3 separate regions of the Homo sapiens genome follow, and all the other regions are linked to region 2. The links are chromatin contacts, found by Hi-C in ENCODE. All regions are on one chromosome and are shown on one strand. Each heading gives the region's core, a stretch centred on a gene start or an enhancer-like site at or near the end of the contact. The rest is flanking DNA. Distances are from core to core; before and after follow the strand shown. Region 1 has its middle 220 kb from the start of COL8A1. Region 2 holds the start of DCBLD2 (discoidin, CUB and LCCL domain containing 2). Region 3 overlaps LOC105374007 (a long non-coding RNA gene).

Evidence for each region. A loop is a pair of places that touch in the nucleus more often than their neighbours do. Pooled maps may share reads with other maps.
Region 1: a pooled map shows a loop between it and region 2 (4-fold over the local background). The contact joins the enhancer-like site here to the promoter of DCBLD2 in region 2. A Hi-C loop is called at or near these places in 3 of 37 single-sample maps with no recorded cell type and 2 of 50 pooled maps.
Region 3: a pooled map shows a loop between it and region 2 (6-fold over the local background). The contact joins the enhancer-like site here to the promoter of DCBLD2 in region 2. A Hi-C loop is called at or near these places in 3 of 37 single-sample maps with no recorded cell type and 6 of 50 pooled maps.

The regions. Positions count from the first base shown.
Region 1 is chr3:99,416,134-99,419,628 of GRCh38, reverse strand. No RefSeq gene overlaps it. Among named protein-coding and RNA genes, the nearest start is that of COL8A1, 220 kb to the left of the region's middle. RefSeq lists an enhancer at 764-903. Within about 2 kb of position 1,313, at least 3 of the 41 ENCODE cell types and tissues checked have a DNase peak (open chromatin) inside an H3K27ac peak, as active enhancers do.
Region 2 is chr3:98,900,318-98,903,405 of GRCh38, reverse strand. It overlaps DCBLD2 (discoidin, CUB and LCCL domain containing 2), which reads left to right and starts at 1,711. Exons shown (of 16, transcript NM_080927.4): 1 at 1,711-2,284. The coding sequence starts at 2,080. It overlaps LOC105374002 (a long non-coding RNA gene), which reads right to left and starts at 1,392. Exons shown (of 2, transcript NR_189121.1): 1 at 889-1,392. RefSeq lists silencers at 1,393-1,442, 1,583-2,272 and enhancers at 1,380-2,095, 2,096-2,812.
Region 3 is chr3:99,504,244-99,507,559 of GRCh38, reverse strand. The region is part of intron 1 of LOC105374007 (a long non-coding RNA gene); the gene reads left to right. LOC105374005 (a long non-coding RNA gene) reads left to right here. Exons shown (of 5, transcript XR_007095985.1): 4 at 1-1,661. Among named protein-coding and RNA genes, the nearest start is that of COL8A1, 130 kb to the left of the region's middle. Within about 2 kb of position 1,444, at least 7 of the 41 ENCODE cell types and tissues checked have a DNase peak (open chromatin) inside an H3K27ac peak, as active enhancers do.

The DNA.
Region 1 (3,495 bases), core at 64-2,563, 520 kb before region 2:
ACATCTGATTTATGACTACAAAGATCAATACAATGGCTCATTTAACATGAGGAAAATTTAATTAATAATTCAGTACTAGAGCAAACAAGAAGTATAATTAAAGAAATACCATTAAAAAGACTTGTCAATTGAACAAAAAGCTGACTGTTTTCCTTAGGAATGGAGAAACTAAAATGAAACATTTGCATTGAAGGGACCTGCTGGCTTTATAATCACATCTGCTAACCAGTCTGCATCCTTGGCTCACAAAGATCCCCATGACTGCTAAAAAAATAAAAGCAATGCTTTCAAAAACATTTCCCCTTCATGTAACCTAGCATATTTCAGCAGTCCGTGTTCCCAAAACTTGTGGTTGAAAAAATCTCAACTTCATGCCTACATTTCCTGAAAAGAAGATCAGCCCAGGGGTGAATCAGTAACACATGAAGCTTGCTCTCCAGACACAAATAGAAATACACATCAGAAAAAAACACTGGCATAAAGATGACAGAAACCTCATCATGTTGAGTTGAGAAGTCAATCCTATTATTAGTTAACAGAGATTGAGCGTCCTTTGGCACTGGATGGTGCCAACACCATTGCTAGGTGCTGTAGAGAACATAGAATTAGGCAAAGTCTTGCCCAGGGGGTTCATAATCACATCAGACAAACCAGACACTAACACAGTCCAGCAGTCTGGAGTGGAGAGAGCTGAGCTTACATGGGGAACCTAAGGTCAATCTGTCCATGAGAATTCTCAGTTTCACTCCAACTCTCTTGTGTCAGAAAAATCTGGGGAAAAACCTTTGACATACTATCATGTGATTTCCATTTCAACGTCACCCAGGAAGCCTGTTTTGCAAAGGAGTACAGTTGAGTTTTCACTTGTCATGTAACCGGGTTCAGAATAAATTCAGTGAAACTATTGGCTTAGTTTATTAGAGAAGGAAGGAAAAACTCACAAGGCCAGAGTTATTAGGAGGAGAAGTAAAGTTATGTAGGTGAACATCCCACAGAGAAGCCTGGGGGCCAGACTTCTGCTGAGCCTGTATTACATACTGTATAGATGACCATTTGGTGGTGGGTCTATTCTTACCTCCACTCTGTCATGAAAAGTCAAGGTTACATAAACGATATTGACAAGTGAGCTGGGCTGCTTGGCACCAGGTAGTCTGAATTTGACTTGTCAGTTGTTAACAGAAGATTTCTGGATGTATCAGTAACCCAGCTATTAGAAACACTGGAACCCGTCTGATATTCATAACATGAAAAACAGGATGTTGCTGTTCACATGGGAGTCTGAGATTAAAAAGCAGTAGTATGCATGTGAAAACTCTTCTCAAGGTTGGGTTAGATCATTTCCTGTCCTCCTATAGCACTTTAGTACTCACCACCATCATAGAATTAATACTCTGTGTTAAGGTAATTGCCTATTTGTATCTCTCCTTAGCACTTAGACAGTACATGATACATGGCAGGTTCCAATACAAATTTATAATAAATAAATGCTGTAACGAATGTAAGCAAGCTGTAACTCTGCATACTCTTTGAATTTCTGAAAAGAATTCAAGTATGATAAGTTTCAAAAATCTTCACACAGTCCTCCAATATCCTAACTTTTTTTTTTTAAAGACAGCCCATGGGCCCCAGTTTTACATTTAAAATGTAGGATGTTTTTCATAGTTGGTTGGAATAACAAGAGTATCAATTTCCTCATCTAGTCCATAGTTCCATGTATACATAACCAGGTATGCATTGTATACATGGAATTCCTTCATGCTATTTTTTTTGTATATAACAGTGCCTATGTAATTTGAACTCAGAATAGTAACTGTTTGTGAATTTAAGAGCCATGTGGTATTTAAATAACAATTCTACTTCTTTAAAGTTCCTTCAAGATATTTTGCAGATTTTTAATAGAGAAAATGACTTTTAAGAAACCATGTGTGAAGGTAATATAGACAGACTAGCTTCCAGTAAGAGTAATGGATTCTTATCCAGACTGCCTCGGAGTCCATCAGCTGGTGACAGACAGAAGAGCAGAAGTGTGCCCCAAATGTCATGTAAACATGTTAGTTCTAACAACTAAGCCAAACCCAACATTGCTGAAGCTAAAGTGAATTAAAGGACCTGCCATACATATGTGGGTTATTCCCCCTCCCTGAGAAATAGGGCATGGGAAAAGTTTGGCTTTCTGAAAACATCAAAAATAGCTAGAAAGGAAATATTTCTTTAGTTCTCTAATGGGCTGAAAAGGTAGAGGTTTATAATTTAATCTTAAACCAGTCTCTCATATCTAATATTTTGGGAAAATGCTGTCTTGTGCTGGGTTGAAGACCCTTTTTAGAGATTTTTTCATTAATAAGCAAACAGATTGGTCTTTTTTAAGTGCAAGATCTTTACGCTTGGGTATGACTGTTTTCCTGGATTTAAAATAATTCCCATGTACTTTATTTCAGTTGTGTGGAGAAAAGTATATTTTACAGAAACACTCTTTTCTAGGAAATAAAATACCATGGAAGAATTATATAACTGGAACACAATTTCAAAAATCAACTTATCTAATCTACACGTTTAGACATTAGAAATCTTTGGTTGTGAAAGTTAATACCCAAGGTCATATGGCTTCTGAGTGGTGTTACTGGACAAGAACTTATGTCCAATGCTGTACTCCTTTCTTTAAAAATAATTATTCTTTGGGAGGCCAAGGCGTGTAGATCATGAGGTCAGGAGATTGAGACCATCCTGGCCAACATGGTGAAACCCCGTCTCTACTAAAATACAAAAAATTAGCCAGGCGTGGTGGCGCTCGACTGTAGTTTCAGTTACCCCAGAGGCTGAGGCAGGAGAATGGCATGAACCAGGGAGGCGGAGGTTGCAGTGAGCCGAGATCACACCTCTGCACTCCAGCCTGGCAAGACTGTCTCAAAAAAAAAAAAAAAATTGTTCTATTGTTTCTTAAACTTTTAATGTTGAGATAATTATAGATTCGTGTGTGGTTGTAACAAATGACACAGAGAAGTTCAATCTACCCTTTATCCAGTTTTCCCCAATGTTAACATCTCACAAAACTATACTGTAATATCACAATCAGAATACTGACATTGATACAATAGACATATAGAACATTTACATCACAACAGGGATTCCTCATGTTGCTTCTTACAGCCACACCCACTTCCCTCTTACCCCATTCAACTCCTTAATCCCTGAAAAGTAATTATAGTAATTTGTTCTTTATTTCTATTGTATTGTCATTTTAAAAATGTTATATGAATGGAGTCATACAGTATATAACCTTAGAAACTGATTTTTTTTCACTTGGTTTAATTTTCTGGAGATTCATTGAGACTGTCATGTGTATCAGCAATGTTCCCCCCACCTCCTTTTTTTTTCTTCTGAGTACTCTGTGCTATGATTGTATCACAGTTTGTTTAACCATTTACCTGTTGAGGGAACATCTAGGTTGTTTCCAGTTTTGGGTTAATATGAATATATTTGTGGTAAACATTCAGT
Region 2 (3,088 bases), core at 462-2,961:
AGACTAGTCTCCAGTTCCTCCCATTACGTCAGCAGTAGTCAATCCAGCTCCATCAACACCATTCCCTATTGAGCCTGTGACCCAGCCTATTTTGCCTCTGGCCTGAGATCACCTTTTTCACTTTAGTTTCTTATTCAAGACACTGGCATTTCAAACTGACGGGTTTTTTTGAACTCCGTTCACTGTGGTATTGTGGCACCAGTCCACACCTCTAACAGGGCACTAATAACAATAGGTTTGTTTACATGTCACCTCCTCCTCCAGAATGTAAGTTCTTCTCAGTAAACTTTTTATGCCCAATGCCCACAATGGCTTAGAGCATAATAGGGTTTCTTAGGCATTTAATAAATGTTAATTGAATAAATTTGGTTAAAGAGATTATTGTATAAGAAATATGCAGGGGAGTTGAAACATACGACCTCCAAAGTCCTTTCCAACTTAGACTTTCATTGAAGGATATCAGTCCCTTCCATGTTTTTGAATATCACATCTATGTATGACTATGTATACATATGTATATGTATACATGTATGGCTATGTATGACTCCCAGAGCCATAATTTCAAAGCTCTCAATCTGAGCTTTCGACTAAAATATCCATCTGCCTGTTACATAGCTTCACTTATTATCTAAGTTGGCATCTCAAATTCAATACGTCCAAAATTAACTTACTTTCCCACACAACTTGTTCCACCTTAGCAGTTTTTTGTATTTGCTAATGACACCATTGTCCTTTCAGGGACTGCTGTTAAAAACATCCTACATGGCCACTCTCTTCTAAAATAAATCACTGCGTAGACCTCTGCATTCCTCTTTCCTAAAATTCTTTTTGTCGTTCCATAGGCTTACAGTCTCCATCAAACTGCTTGTGACTCTAATTAGCACTTACTTCATTCTGACTTGCATGCTATATTTCCATCTCTGTTCCACATTTCAAGATTTCTGTAGATAGACAGCAGGTGCTCAACAACTCCTTGTAGAATGGCTGCATGAAGGTTGGGATGTTAGGTTTAAATTGCCTTTGCGGCACGGATCTTGTTTTACACTTTTTTGTCCCCCACCCCCCGCCATAAAAAGAGCAGAGAAAACAGGGAACACATATATTAAAAACTGAACACTGCATCTATTATTCTAACTCGGAGCTGTTGCAACAACTGGCGGCAGTTTTAACAAAACAAGCCACGCTCTGCCATTAAAAAAAAAAAAAAAGTCCCTTAGACTCAGCTCCCAGCTAAAACAACCCAGGATCCAGGTTTCCCACCCCCTTCCAGTGGTCTGATGTGCGTCGGAGGAGCGAGGAGAAAGGAGCAAGGAGCAAGCTGGGCCTGAGGAGCAGGGAGCGCGGGATGGGGGACGTCCCGGAAGTCACTGACGAGCTGGCTGCCGCCTCTGCGGGATCAGTTTGGGCTGAGGGCCCAACAATAACAGGCGCCCGGGCCGGGCGGGGGCCGCGGGGATCCGAAGCTGGAGGGCGGGACCTGGATTGGAGGAGGCGGGTGGGACGCCTCCAAAGGCCGAAGGGGATTGGAAGAGGGAGGTAAGGGGCGGTGGAGCTCGAGGAATGGGCCGGAGAACTAGCGGGTCGAGCGAGGAGCGAGCATGCTGATTGGGTTTCGCGGAAGGAGACGGACCAGAGCTGGCCGAGGATTGGCCGCGGTGCCTAGGGGGCGTGGCCGGCGCGCGCGAGAGGGAGCGCGAGGGAGCTGGCTGCGGGCCTGCCTGCCAGCTAGCCGGAGCCGCGGGTGAGCGCGGCGAGCGGCGACCCTGGTGAGGAGCGCGGCGCGGGAGGCACGTTCCTTAGCTCCGCCGCGGCCGTCCTCCGCGGCTCGAGGACTCCGCTTCCTTCCCTCCCCTCCCCTGCGCTCCGGCCTGGGGTCTCGGCGCGGGGAGCGGAGGGAAGGGACGAAGGAGGAGTAGGTGAAAGCGGGGTGAGGGGCGGAAGGGTCCCGGCGCGGGGTGAGGCGAGGGCTGCCTCTTGTTCTCCCGCCGCTGCCGCCGTCTCCTGGTCGGGTGCCGCGGCCAGAGGCGCGCGGGGCTGCCGAGGCACCCGCACTATGCAGGCAGACTGCCGGCCGCCGCGATGGCGAGCCGGGCGGTGGTGAGAGCCAGGCGCTGCCCGCAGTGTCCCCAAGTCCGGGCCGCGGCCGCCGCCCCCGCCTGGGCCGCGCTCCCCCTCTCCCGCTCCCTCCCTCCCTGCTCCAACTCCTCCTCCTTCTCCATGCCTCTGTTCCTCCTGCTCTTACTTGTCCTGCTCCTGCTGCTCGAGGACGCTGGAGCCCAGCAAGGTGAGTGGTCCCAGGGGAGTGAGCGGCGGGGGAACCTCCGTCGGGGCTGCGGGTCTCTTGGCCCCTGAACAAATCTGCAGACGCTGCAGGGAGGCGCGGTGCGCTTTCGTGCGTGGCCGGACCTGGCTGGGTACTCACGGGGTTGAGTTGCAAAGGCAAGGTCTTGCCCGTCTGTCCCCCAAGTTGGCGCGGCTTTACTTTTTGGCAAGGCCATTTATTTTTCTGAAAGGGGGACGTGAGACCCTGCTATGAAAGCCTCGTTGATATTAGGTCCTTCTGGGGAAAATTTTGGGGAGGAAAAAGAACCTTTGGAGGTAATGACCCCTAAAGTTAAGCTGCACGGATGGATGGACACTGTAGGAAGGCAGGTTAATTAAATAGCATCTTAAGCCTATTAAAGGTAAGTGGTGGTAATTATGATCCTTTGTGAAAGAGCCCGGGTTCTGAAGCGAATGGAATAGTTTCTGCTTATCTCTGAGTCTTGGATTCAGAACATGTTCTTTACAATCCATCATTGAGGCTGGTGGTCTAGACTGCCTTGGTCAAACACTGGGTCTGACCCAACGCTATGCTAATTTGCCCAAGTGAAGCTCTCCACATTAAAAAGGTAAGCCTTTCCAGAAAGTGACAAAACTTTTTTTTTTTTCCACCTACAATCCTTGAAAAACCTGTTCCAGAAACAGGCAAAACTGTTTATTAAATACTTATCATAATGGAAGGAGAATGCAGGGTGATTTCTTTTCCCCTTTAGTACTGTTTTCCCGTAGTGTACCACACTTTTTGAATCAGTTTGGCATCAGTTTT
Region 3 (3,316 bases), core at 195-2,694, 600 kb before region 2:
TGCTTGAATACAAGGAACGCCATCTAATGAAAATCCCATGCCGCAGGCTGAGCTGGAGGGAGCATCGTGAGTGGCTCAGACCCAGGCCTTCAAGGCAAGGGACAGACACCGTCTTACTTGGTTTGCGGTGGAATATCTGGAAAAAGCATTGGTTACATTTTTTGTAACCCTTGGCTAATGAGTCCCAGTCAGTGGAGGCTGAGCTAAACACCACACAGGCAGCAGACCATCAGCTCGCTTCTCATGAATGCAAAGAAGATGTCATGGAATCAGGTCTTATCTTTTCATGTAACCTGGCAGCTAATTTCTCCCTTAATTAGTTGTAACACCGTTTATGCAAAACAAAGGATTTTCTTATTTCCTTAAACAAAAATTGTGCTGGAATTCTAGAATTTATTTTCTAAGTATGTAATTAAGCACATTACAAAAAGACATAATTGCAGGTCAGAGATTTTCTAGTGGAGACTGTTACCCATGTTCTCAGGGTGTTGACAGGATACGCTTCATCTCCCTGGTCCTGCCCCCATGTTATAATAGCTAACAGTTTTTTGGTATTTTTAAGTTTGCAAAGAGTTTGGATATGCAGAATCTCATGTGGAGCTCCTTATTAGGATTAAAGGGGGAAGAAAAGAATCAGAGAGTAAAATTTTAGAATATTAATGCTTGGAGGCCTTTGGGGATCACTTAGTCTAGCATTTTCCAAATTGTAACCAGTAGAATACGAGTTCTAGAAAATGATATTTGAAAATAGAGTTCCAGCTGGGTGCGGTGGCTCATGCCTGTAATCCTAGCACTTTGGGAGGCCGAGGTGGGTGGATCACAAGGTCAGGAGTTTAAGATCAGCCTGGTAAACATGGTGAAACCCTGTCTCTATTAAAAATACAAAAATTAGCTGGGCATGGTGGCACGTGCCTGTAGTCCCAGCTACTTGGGAGGCTGAGGCAGGAGAATCACTGGAACCTGGGAGGCTGAGGTTGCAGTGAGCCAAGATCCCGCCACTGCACTCCAGCCTGGGTGAAAGAGTGAGACTTCATCTCAAAAAAAAAAAAAAAAAAAAAAGAAAAAAGAAAATAGGGTTCCAAAATGAAATGAGGTTGGGAAACCTGGGACACTGTTTCCCCTCCTGGAGATTTGCAGTTCATATTAACATATTATAGGCTTTGGGGATTCCCAAAATAAAAAAAAAAAAGTATTAAGTTTCTTTTAATGAAGCATTTCCTACTTTTATTTGATTATGCAGTATCTCCCCTCCCCTCATATATATATATATATTTAACATTTAAGGAAACCAAAGCCTTACAGTTACACGGTTAATTGGTGGCAAATCCTCGATTTCACAATTCTCGGGCTCCAGATTATTACATCACTTGCTAAGGTCTGTGAAGTACTCTGACTGTGACTCACAACCGAGGACTTGTGGAATAGTGACTGGGCCACGCGACTGCACTCTCTTAAGATTTTGGTTTGCCAAGTCATTCTGAATCTAATGATCTTTGGGTGATTCCCCAGACTGAGGAGGAAGCAACAGCAGCTGTGCATTGGGCCCACAGAAAGAATGGTTGAAGACTGCAGTGTATTTTGAGTTTCTGCTTTGGAGGGGAGGGTTGGTCCTGATGCCCACAGACGAATGGCCTCCTGGTTCCAATCAAGGCCAGCCCAAAGTAAGTCAGTGAAGAGGTGAAATGTGACTTCAGAAAAACTCTGCTCTTTTTTCATTTTACTATATAATCCTTGATATAAGTGTAACTACACTTTCACATCCTCAGTGCTTTTGATAAAAATTCTGCTCTGAGAGCTTTTATTCATATTACATTATAAGTGATTGATAACTACAGTTAAAGGTTAAAGTGTTTCCTATCCCACAGGGATTTCCATTCCACCCTAAACACTGTGCTAAAAAAAATAAAGCTCTAAGGGTGGGTCTCGAGGCGAGTGGTGAGGGAGAATTTTTTCCCCTACATGGGGACATAGGCTCTGAAAACCACATTGGATGGATACATATCCTTTTCATGCTTGAATAAAAAATATACATTTCTGGTCCAACCGAGTTTAATACACATCTTGACATTTTATTTTAATATTTCTAGTAAGATATCTTTTTTTTTGCAAGATGGAGTAGCCTTATTGAGTCCCTAGGGTACAATGTCACTTGATTCTTCACACATGAAGAATGTGGTTTCATTTTCTCAGTTCTCTGATAAGTAAATGTAAGGGTTCTCTCTCTTCTTTGAGGAGATAGGAGAACATGCTCAGTGCTGCATAGTACTATAGACTCATTAATTCCTTGACAGTGAGTAGCTGTCATATTCCAGACCTGGGGAAAGAGAGACACCTAGGTCATGGCTTCTGTCCTCAAAGAGATTACCTTCAAGAGGAAGCATTCATAAATTTATATAAACAGATAATAATAATTTGATAATTTCTATAATGGAGATCTATCCCAAGAATGTGGGAATAAATCTTCATGTTAAAATGTTTTGAGTTCTTTGACAAAGTCAAATCTGTCTGAAAAGTACTTTAATAGAACACAAATTTTATGCTAATTTTCAGGCCTTAAATCTAGGCCAAAGTCATGGGTAGTGCTTAACACATAAATAAGTTTCCTGTATGATGTGTGTGTGAGGTGAAAACCTTTTCACCCTTAACCTACTCCCCTCACTGCCATCATAAATGGTACAAGCTTTTAAGGTGACATTTGTGTTTAGTGTGGTCTGAAGGCCTTTGTTATTGGAGACAGGCAGCACACTAAGTTAGGGAAAACCTTGGATTTAAAAAATATTAAGAATTACTTGGACAGCCAGCAAATTCCTTAGTAACTTGCAATAGAAAAGAAAGGCTTAAAAAAAAAGAAAAAAAGGAAAATGTGGTCTTTAGGCCTTGACATCTCAATTAGCTTTTTCTAAAGCTAATCCACCCAACTAAGTTTACAACATATTGGTTAGGCACATCATCAGGAATTGAGATGGCAGGAATCATCTAAACTTGCTTAATCAGGGCCTTGTTGAATATCCCAGCAATGCAAAACCCTAGATGGCGGATGCAGGTGGTAACCAGTGTCCCTAGGAGTTGTGCAATGTGGAGACAGTATCCTGTCTATGAATGTCTTTGTTTACTCTGTGTCCCTCTTTTCTTACATCTGCCACATGTGAACTCATAGGGCATGAGTTCAAACAGTTGAATTCCAGAGCTATAAATGACGTGGATTCCCTCTGGGAAGCAGTATTGGAACAGTTTAACACCCAGTTTTTGAAACTGACATGTTTAGGTTTAAACCATGGCTCTGCCCTTTACTAGCTTGTGTGACCTATGAAATGGG